3 separate regions of the Mus musculus genome follow, and all the other regions are linked to region 1. The links are chromatin contacts, found by Hi-C in ENCODE. All regions are on one chromosome and are shown on one strand. Each heading gives the region's core, a stretch centred on a gene start or an enhancer-like site at or near the end of the contact. The rest is flanking DNA. Distances are from core to core; before and after follow the strand shown.

Evidence for each region. Hi-C counts contacts between places; a loop is a spot of excess contacts on that map.
Region 2: a map of T-helper 17 cell shows a loop between it and region 1 (62-fold over the local background). The contact joins the promoter of Dpep1 here to the promoter of N4bp1 in region 1. A Hi-C loop is called at or near these places in 2 of 37 maps with a recorded cell type or tissue (T-helper 1 cell and T-helper 17 cell).
Region 3: a map of T-helper 17 cell shows a loop between it and region 1 (67-fold over the local background). The contact joins the promoter of Sult5a1 here to the promoter of N4bp1 in region 1. A Hi-C loop is called at or near these places in 3 of 37 maps with a recorded cell type or tissue (T-helper 1 cell, T-helper 17 cell and regulatory T cell).

The regions. Positions count from the first base shown.
Region 1 is chr8:86,883,653-86,886,803 of GRCm38, reverse strand. It overlaps N4bp1 (NEDD4 binding protein 1), which reads left to right and starts at 1,546. Exons shown (of 7, transcript NM_030563.2): 1 at 1,546-1,982. The coding sequence starts at 1,785.
Region 2 is chr8:123,184,602-123,187,752 of GRCm38, reverse strand. It overlaps Dpep1 (dipeptidase 1), which reads right to left and starts at 1,518. Exons shown (of 11, transcript NM_007876.2): 1 at 1,312-1,518.
Region 3 is chr8:123,156,630-123,159,780 of GRCm38, reverse strand. Sult5a1 (sulfotransferase family 5A, member 1) reads left to right here and starts at 1,501. Exons shown (of 7, transcript NM_020564.3): 1 at 1,501-1,593; 2 at 2,194-2,342. The coding sequence starts at 2,201.

The sequences.
Region 1 (3,151 bases), core at 297-2,796:
AGTCATTCTCAAAGAAGGAACAAAAGGGAAGAAATTAGGTTCAGAAATCTCTCTCCCTCTCTCTCCTCTACCCTTCTTTCTCTCCTACCTCGTGATAGGGAGTGAAACTGGGGTAGGGGGATAAAGTGTGGGAGAAAGAAGAACCCATAAAGTAGCAAAAACCAGCTACAGAAACCAATACTTTATCTTTCACAATTTGTTTTTAAGGATTCAAGAAAACTTATGTCAGGCTGGAGAGATAGTTTGGTGGTTTATAAAGCATTGACTGCTCTTCCAGAGGTCCTGAGTTCAACTCCCAGCAACCACACGGTGGCTCACAACCATCTGTAGTGGGATTCAATGCCCTCTTCTGGTGTGTCCAAAGACAGCTACAGTGTACTCATATACATAAAGTGAATAAATAATTAAAAAGAAGAAGAAAGCTTACATCTGGGAAGCATTGGAATCAAGTGATGCCTTTGACTTAACAGAAACACAGGCCAGAAGAAGGGTTTGGTTTATTTGCCCTAGTCCCACAGTATGATCCCTATTATTTTTGCCCCTCACATAACACACATAACTCTACTGAAATTGCCTTTCCCCTTTCCTGTATGCCAGAGGTACAGTAAAGAAACTGCTCACTTGGCCACGCCATTAGAAGAAGGTATTTGGTTTTTTGTTTGATTGACTCTGGTCTCAACTATCTAAGTGCTACCACAATTTTAGGCTTATGACACCATGCCCAACTTTTTAAAAAATAGATTTATTTTAGAGTTATGCATATACTTGTGTGGAATGTATGGGCATAAGTGTGTGATGGTAAGCACCTCTCTCTCTAAGCAGAGGCCAGAGGGGCCTTTGGGTGATCTCCTCTACAATGTCATCTACTCCTTTAAGATTGAGTTTCTCCCTGGATCTGTGGCTCCCCTTTTGCCTTTTGTTAGCTAAGCTGCAAGCCAGCAAGCCCTCAGGTCTCAGCTGGAGCTGGGGTTGAAGATCTGTTCTCTTTCCTGGAGTGATGATAGCCAAATCAAACTCCCAGTCCTTATGATACCCAATAAGCACTCCACCGAAACAGCTCTTGTTTGGTTTTTGAGACAAGGTTTCACTTTATAGCTCAAACTGGTTTGGAATTATGTAGCTCAGGCTTGCCTTCAGCAAATGACTATCTGCCTACCTCATTCTCCCACCCCAGTGGGATGACAGTAATTGACACTAGACCAGCAATTTGGCCTTTTAATTCTTTACTGGTTGTCCCATTTTCTTTTCCTGTTACGATTTTTCTTTTTTTTCTGAAGTAAGTAAAAAGGGGAAAGGAAGGAAGTAAAAAGAAGGAAAAGAATCACCATTTGCCTATCAATGTAAAATCCTTCTACTAGATGCCCAAAGGCATCAGGCCCTTATCAAATATGGCCGCCCAGGCCTCGCCTGCCGACGCTTGCCCACGGTCAACATGGTGACAGCGTGTGGCGTCGACTTCCGTTGCCCTCAGCCTACCAACGCACCCTTCGCGACGGGGCGGCGAGTTTCCACAACGGCGGCGGGCTGAGCGCATGCGTGGCGGCTGTGGCGGCGGCGGCGGCGGCCGTGGCGGGGCAGCGGGGCAGCGGGGCAGCGGGGTGGCGGGGAGTCTCTGCCCGCAGTTGCTAAGCTGCGGCGGCCGTGTCGTGATGGTGTAGCGGGGCCTGCGGGCGGGCGAGGAGGCCGGCACGGCCCACGCCTCCTGAGCGGCTCGGTGCAGCGGCGGCACGCTGAGGGGGCGTCGCCGCCGCTGGCCCCCGGCGCCCCGGGAGGCCGCGCCCGCCATGGCGGCCCGGGTGGTGCTGGATGAGTTCACGGCGCCCGCGGAGAAGGCGGCGCTGCTGGAGCGGAGCCGCGGGCGCATCGAGGCTCTGTTCGGGGTGGGCTTGGCCGTGCTCGGCGCCCTCGGGGCGGAGGAGCCGCTGCCCGCGCGTATCTGGCTGCAACTCCGCGGCGCGCAGGAGGCGGTGCACAGCGCCAAGGTGAGTCCGGCCTGGCTCGCACGGGCCGCGCGCGGGGCGCTCGGAGCGGGTCCGTCCTGGGAGCCTCGGGGTCCCTGTTTGTAAAGGGCGCTGCGAAAGCATCTCCCTGACTGGTCCCTCGCGAAGTGCGCAGAACGCAGAGCCATCAGGCCCCGGAGCACGCGCGCTGAGCGGGCTCGCGCTCCCTCCGTCCGCTGGTCCCTTGGATGTGCGCAAGGCTCGATGCTCCTGGTTGGTCTTCACCCTCCAGGCCGCCACTCCAGGGCTTCTAAACCCTTTGGGAATCTTAGGCCTGAACCTCTAGGAAATCAGGAAGGGAACGCATGTAATGACCAGACGCTTCAGAGGTAGAATATTTGGTAGCTGCGTTAAAAATATTATTCCTGTAGTGTTGGTGTTCTACGATTAAATGATGGTTGTTACACTTCTGACATTCCGCCGAGTACCACAAAAGGAATACGCAGGCTTTAAAAATCCGGCGAATACGTTTTGATAGGGCTTGTTCCTTCTATTAAATGAACAACTGGAGAAACTGAAACTAAGCGGTGACTCACCTTGTGTATAATCAGTATTTCAGATTCAGCACCGCCATCAGCCCCTCCCCCTTGTCAGAAAACAGCAAAATTTGACCGCGGAGGCGCTTATGCCTCTAAAATCTCATTGAGTCAGTGAAATAGCCAGGTTAGTCGACAGGTTGCCAGGAGAACGGGCAATTTAATTGCTTCTATGCAAGAGAGTCCTCCAAGCCGTGGGTGGGAGAAGGCTGAAGGTGTATTGTATAGCATCTTAAGCTCCCGGGGAGGAGTAGGAAGTTGAGGAATAAGGTATTGTTTCCTCTTTGGTGTTTCGAGGGTCAGATCTGGGAACTTAGGAGAATGCCCCTCTCTGCCCCTCTTGGTTTGAAGTCACCAATGTCTTAAAGCCCCCTGTTTGGAGCTTCCTGAACATCTTCTACCCACCTTTTCCCAAACTCTTCCACCTATCAGGCACCAGAATTTGTTTCTAGAAACCACATGGGCGATGTTTTGTTTTTGTTTTTTTAAAGATTTATTTATTTATGTATGTGAGTACACTGTAGCTGTCTTCAGACACACCAGATGAAGTTGTCAGATGCCTTTATAGATGGTTGTGAGCCACCATATGGGTGCTGGGAATTGAACTCAGGATCT
Region 2 (3,151 bases), core at 269-2,768, about 36 Mb before region 1:
ATGTCCAAACACAGGGACATCTCAACACACTGGTTGGGTGGCATCCCCGAACAGTAAGAACATACTCCACATGTATGCCTGTAAATCTACACGTTACACACTACATGTTACACAGGTACTCCCTCATAAACACCATCTTCAGTAGACATGTACATACATGTAGACATGTATGAGCATACATATCCACATCTGAACGTGACTCTCTGTACAGAGGGATCCACGCAGACACGGACCTGCCCGGGTCCCACATGCTCACGCTGGTCACCACGGACAGAAACACTTGGGCATTCCCAAACAAAGAGCTCCAAACACATGGATGTGCTTTGGAATCCATATGTGGACTTTTCCACACATATTAAGCAGATACTCAGATGCCCAGACAACTGTAGACACATGTGTCCACATAGGCCTATCATCTGTCAGGACATACACTCTCCATATGGCCCCTGCCACACTTACCGGTGGCCCGGGGGTGGATGCGCCCAGCCACTCGGGTACCACCCAGTTCTATGCCTTCTTGGGTGTCTACAATGCTGCCTTCAGTTTCATATGACTACTTGTGGGGTCTCGAAACTAGAGCCCCCAGCGAGGGCTTCTGGCGAGGCTATATGGAGCAGTAGCTTGCCCATCATCTATCCGTATGCCTTTTCCCCAGGGGGACGTCACTGGGTCACCAGTGGCTCAGCAGACCAGTCTGTCTCCCAACTGTATACCAGGCTGACATCTGCACAGAGATCCCTCAGACCTCTAGATTTTCAGGACCAACAGCCAAACCTTCACCCTGACCTCTGTCCCCAAAGCCTAGCTCCTCAGGGGCTGTGCCATATGACGTTGCAGGCCACCTGAAGAGTAGTTCTTCCTTCTGACACCTCCAGTCCATCCCCAGGTGTGACTTCTTCATATCTCCCCTCACCCTGCCTATGAGTCCCACATAGCTCCTAGTTTTCTACCCCACAGGGTCATCTTTCTCATTTATCACCCCAGCTTTCAATGCCCTGCCTGCATTAAAACAGGGTCCCGCTTTTAGCTTCATCTTCACCCTCCCCCACACCAGACTGGGCATCCAGAGGGAACACTTTTTTTCTGCCTGCCCCTCCGTGTCTATCATCTGAACACCCTCGCCTCACAGAGCCTCTCCCTTCAAGGTGTTGCTCGACGACGACATCCTCCACATTGAGGTCCTGTTTGCGGTCTATCCGTAAGTTTCCTCTGCTCTCAGGATCTTTTCTACCCAGGAGTGGAAAGGGCTTTCTGTCCCTCATTACGGCTTGGCCTCCACCCACTGCTACTTCCCAGCACCCCAACACTCACCACGAGCACACGCGGGTCAGGGGTGCCAATGTGGCTTCAGTCCTGTGGCTGACACCCAGAGAGACGGGACAGCCTGCTCCTGAGTCCTCCAGCTTTGAAGGGCCACCTCTTTAAAAGGGAAACTCCCCGGGGCTCCACAGAGTGCCAAGGAGAGCAGACAGGACTAATGTATCACACATGTCAGCTGTTCCTCGTCTCCGAAAGGCACGCAAGCCCTCAGTAACGCAGAGCATCCGGTGGGGTCCGGGTCTCTGGGTCAGCCGTCTGGGGAATGATAGGCCTTTGGGGCCATAGCCAGTAACCTGAGCTCTCCAGCGCAGAGGTCGAATGAGTTAACATTTACCAGGCTAACAGAGTTAGGGAGCCACAAGAGGAGTTTGGGCTGTGGTCTCAAAGTATGTACACACTCTTGAGTTTATTCTGCTGAGCTCAATATCCTGAGGTGGCCTTGGGATCTGGAGTCACATATTTTCCTCCGTCTTCTGACCGGTCCCCTTATCACTCCCCTCATTACTGAAGTGAAAATGACCCGTGCTTCCCAGTTGGGACAGCCAGTTCCCCAACCCAGGAATGAGCCAGCACTGTTAGGCCCACCCCTGGGAGCCCTTGGATCCATTGTTCCAACAAGGAGGGTTGATCTCTCTCCATCCTCACCATAAGGAGAAACAACAGCAACCTCAGATTGGAATGTTCTCTGGCAGAACAACAGGCCTTTCGAAACTGTGGGAGGGTCTGGTGCCTCTCTGTAAGCGGGAGGCAGGGCTTCTCTGTGGCTTTAAGATTCTGTGGAAGCAGACAGCAGGGTGGTCCCGGTGGTAAGACAGAAGGAAAGGCCAGGTCGGTCGTCAGGGAAGGGCACAATAGGAAGGAGCACACAGGGCCCTCTGCCCCTGCTCTGGCCCACCCTTAGGCCTGGCTGTGTAACTGTGTGTGGACTGCTCCCTCTCAGAGCTTCAGTCATCCTGTGTATGGACGACGACAACCTATTTAGCCAGTGATGTCATAGACATTGAGATCCCAGGTTTTAGGAGAGGACAAAGACAGTGAAAAAGCCGGAGAGCCAGACTGGGGGGCCAATCTATAGGTGAGAGAGTGGGACACAGACAGACAGGGCCAGACAGACAAGGACAGACAGACAGGGACAAACCATACCCTAATTCTCCCCTTGGAGCCAATTAACTCTCCCTTAGCCACCCAGTGCAGGCTGCCACTATTAGGAGACCATACTCTTGTGGGTCCAAGGGTGGACCAGGACTAGGGAGGCGTGGCTAGCAAGGCCTGTGTCCTGGGGGAGCTGAGGGCTCAGGATAACGACCCAGCAAATGGGTACATCACACATTTGCGTAGCTTTGAGATCCCTGCTAACTCTGGCTACACGCAGGGTCCCCAGATGACTCCCGAATCCTTAGCTCATTTAGGGGTTGTCAGGTTCTGCCTGGAGGCTCAGTCTCCTCACACAGTGAGATGCTGGGAAGGCACAGGATGCAGGGCACTCGGCATGTTAATACTCATACCCGGGAAAGCTCACTAATCCTTCTGAAAGTCCCTGGAGAGGAAACATCTTAGCAAGTTGCTAAATCAGGAGCCCCTCATAAATGGTCCCCGGCAAATGACACCAGGACAAGTCTTAGGTTCCCATCTCCTCTGGGAATGAGGCTGCAGAAGGCTTTCCATCTGCTTGAGTGGGGCTTCTGGGGGAAGGCCCACAAGGCCTGTTGAGCGGAGACAGCAGTGCTTAAGGTCAGAAGCACCCAACAGCCCGGGAAGCCCAGAGCTGCCCTAAAGTCCTGCCATCACCTTGCGAGTCTTGTTTTTTTTTTTTATCTCTGATATATTTTTT
Region 3 (3,151 bases), core at 252-2,751, about 36 Mb before region 1:
ATGGCGGAGACTGAATCCAGGGTTCCCGAACGCCAGGTAAGCACTCTTCCGACTGAGCCCCATCTTCAGCTCTTCTATATGAATCACACTTCAAGAAAGCTATCACAGCCGGGTGGTGGTGGCACACGCCTTTAATCCCAGCACTTGGGAAGCAGAGGCAGGCGGATTTCTGAGTTCGAGGACAGCCTGGTCTACAAAGTGAGTTCCAGGACAGCCTGTAGGACTATACAGAGAAACCCTGTCTTCAAAAAACAAAAAAACAAACAAACAAAAAAGAAATCTATCACAACTAGAAACAGCCCTGATGTCCGTAAACATACGGTGAGCAGGTGAACACTTACCTATTCAACACAACACAGCCGCGTGGAAGAACTGTCCATACACACAATGACATGGATGAATGTCGTAAGCAACACAAGGAGCAGGGAACAAACCCAGACACAAGGCTGTGCATCGTGTGGCCTTCAACAACAAGGGAAACAAGAGGTGATGACAGGCTTGAGTAACTTATCGGGGGAGGACACGGGTTTATGGTAAGAAGGAGGCCTGAACTGTTTTATATGTCCCAGTCGTGACTGTGGTAGTCACATGGTGTGTGAATTAGTGAAATCAATTTAGCTGAGCCTTTGGAGAACTTGGCTGTAGTCTCTGTGGGTTGCGTGTGCTGATTTCTCCCGGGCAAGGTCTGAGAAGAGGAATCAGGACCAGAGTTACACTTTAAAGGACAGCCAAGGACAAACAGACACCGGGTCAGTGTGTGCTCTGTGGGTGTGTGTTGATACACACACCGTTTCCTACCTATAAGACAAAGAGGATGAGGACCCTTGGGTACTCCCCTGCAGCAGAATGGATCAAAAACAAACCAGAAGCCCAAACCAACCAAACAGAAGAACACAAATCTCCTAAGCAAATGGAAGAAGTTTTGTTGTGTTGTATACAAATCCCCTGGACTCTGGTTGTAAGTGGCCCTGTAGGCAGAGAGACATTTTCATGCTGGCTGGCAGCTGCCTAATGAGAACATGAGACAAGGGAATCTGGTGGTTGGCAGCTGGAGGTGGCGGGAGATGGAAAAGTCTTCACGGATGTACTCTGTCAGAGCTGGTTGCTTTGTACTGTATCTTACCACAAATGTCAAAATTATATAAACTGCATGGTGGGTCCTAGGGTGGTAGAGAAAGCTGCCTTCTGTTGTCAGAATACAAGAAAGGGACGGTGCACTGCCTCTTCCTGGCCCCTTCCTGGCCCCTTCCTGGCCCTTCCTGGCCAGTGCTCCACAGGGGAGCATTGTTGAAACAGGAAAATTGTGTCATTCCCAGACACTGTTAAACTTATTTTTTGAGCACCTTAGTCTGCTTGAAAAATAGGTTTTGTCCCGAAGATTATCCGCTTATTGCTTGCCTATGGGGGCGCTCTTCCCAGCCCCTCCCCCAAATGGGTCTGGTTGGGGGCGGGGCACCCTGCAGTCTTCTGCCCCAGGGCCCTGCAACGCTAGGGTGGAGCCTCTTTGGAGGTGCCCAAGTAGAGCCTGAGCCACATTTCCTAGGTCTGGGCTGCGTGCGCACAGCCAGGTACCACTGGAAGAAGGACTTTGTGGTAAGTAGGGGATCCCGAGGAAACAGGGGAGGTGGGGCTTCTGTCGGAGGCTGCTCCAGGATTCAGTAGAAACATTCCTGTCAGCCCAGTCTGGGCAGCTGTAGAGCAAGACTGGAGGGGGGCTGTGGGTGGGAGCTGCTTGCTCTCTAGATGGGGCCTTTAGATACCGATCCCACTATGCTTTGGGGCCGAGACAAGCAGCTCTCAAGTCCGCAAGGATGTTCATGATCCATCACAACCACACACTTTCGAGGTGTAGCCCTGCATACAGATGGCCAAGAGCTGGTGGCTAGGGCAGAATTCTGCAAGCAACCAGCCACACTCTCAAGGCCAGACAGATGCCACTGTCATTCCAAGGCCATAGCACAGAGGTCTATATCCTCTGATGGGGTTGGGACCTTTCTTGGGCCAGACGACAGACAAGTCTGTCCAAGGTTCTAAGATGGTCCTGCAATGATGCCTGAGAGCAATAACAGTAGCCACTGGGTGTGGACCTATCTCAACACTTTCATGATGGAATGGCAGACTGGCCTGTATCTACTGGAAAGAGCTTGGGCCCTCGGTAACAGACTTCCTCACCTCCAGCCCTGTTCCGCACAGCACCAGCATGACTGAGCGCATGAACACCACTGAAATCTTCGATGGCGTCCGCTTCCCAGGATTCATACACACCCCAGAGTCCCTGAAAGCGGCTTGCTCCTTCCAGTTCCAGGACACAGACATCCTCTTGGTAACATTTCCCAAGTCAGGTGAGAGACAGACTGGGACAAGGAGCCTGGACAATCCAACACCAGGGCTTCCTGCCACCCATAGTGCCTCAGTCCCCTTCTCGGCACTGTAGACACCCGGGCCCTCTCTGTCACCTGTGACTGGTATAAGCTGTAGGGCTGCCTTTCTGGCTTGAGTCAGTACCAGCTGTATGAAGCCCCTCACTAGCCTCCTTGGCTGGTTGTTCCTCTTTCTAATAGCCTCAGAAGCACAGGGTATCCTGGGTACAAGCAGCCCCCCTCTCCCCCTGTACCTTGGTCAGGTTCACACAGACTTCTTGTAATCTCTCTGCACTTGCTTGAACGTGTTTCTGAGGCCATGGGAGGAATGCTGGGGGGGGGGGGGTGAAATGGGGTGTGTGCTGAGAATCTGGCTTTATTCTTAGGCGGGTGGTCCTTGGGGGACAAAGCTTTTCCTTGTCCTGAATCATGCTGGGGTGAATGGTGTACATCACCCCAGTGAAGTATGTTTATGTGGGGCACAGGAACTCCCTAATCCCATAAGACTGCCTGGTCTACTCTCCTCCAGTGTGCTCAGGGTAGCAGCATAGCTCTGCAGACCCTGCATAACCATCCTCCCCATCCTGAATCCGTCAGGATAGGCACATAGGGCATAGTTTGCTTTTGTCTCCTGGACATAGCCCAGCTAGGACACAATGCCACTGAGAGCAAGATCTGCTTCATGTGACTTGGCCACCAGGGCCACCTGGACTGTAGTGACTTAGGTAAGTCAGCAATTCAGCAGATAGGGCCAAGCAACCCTCCTATACTCCACATTCCTGACAGTCTTC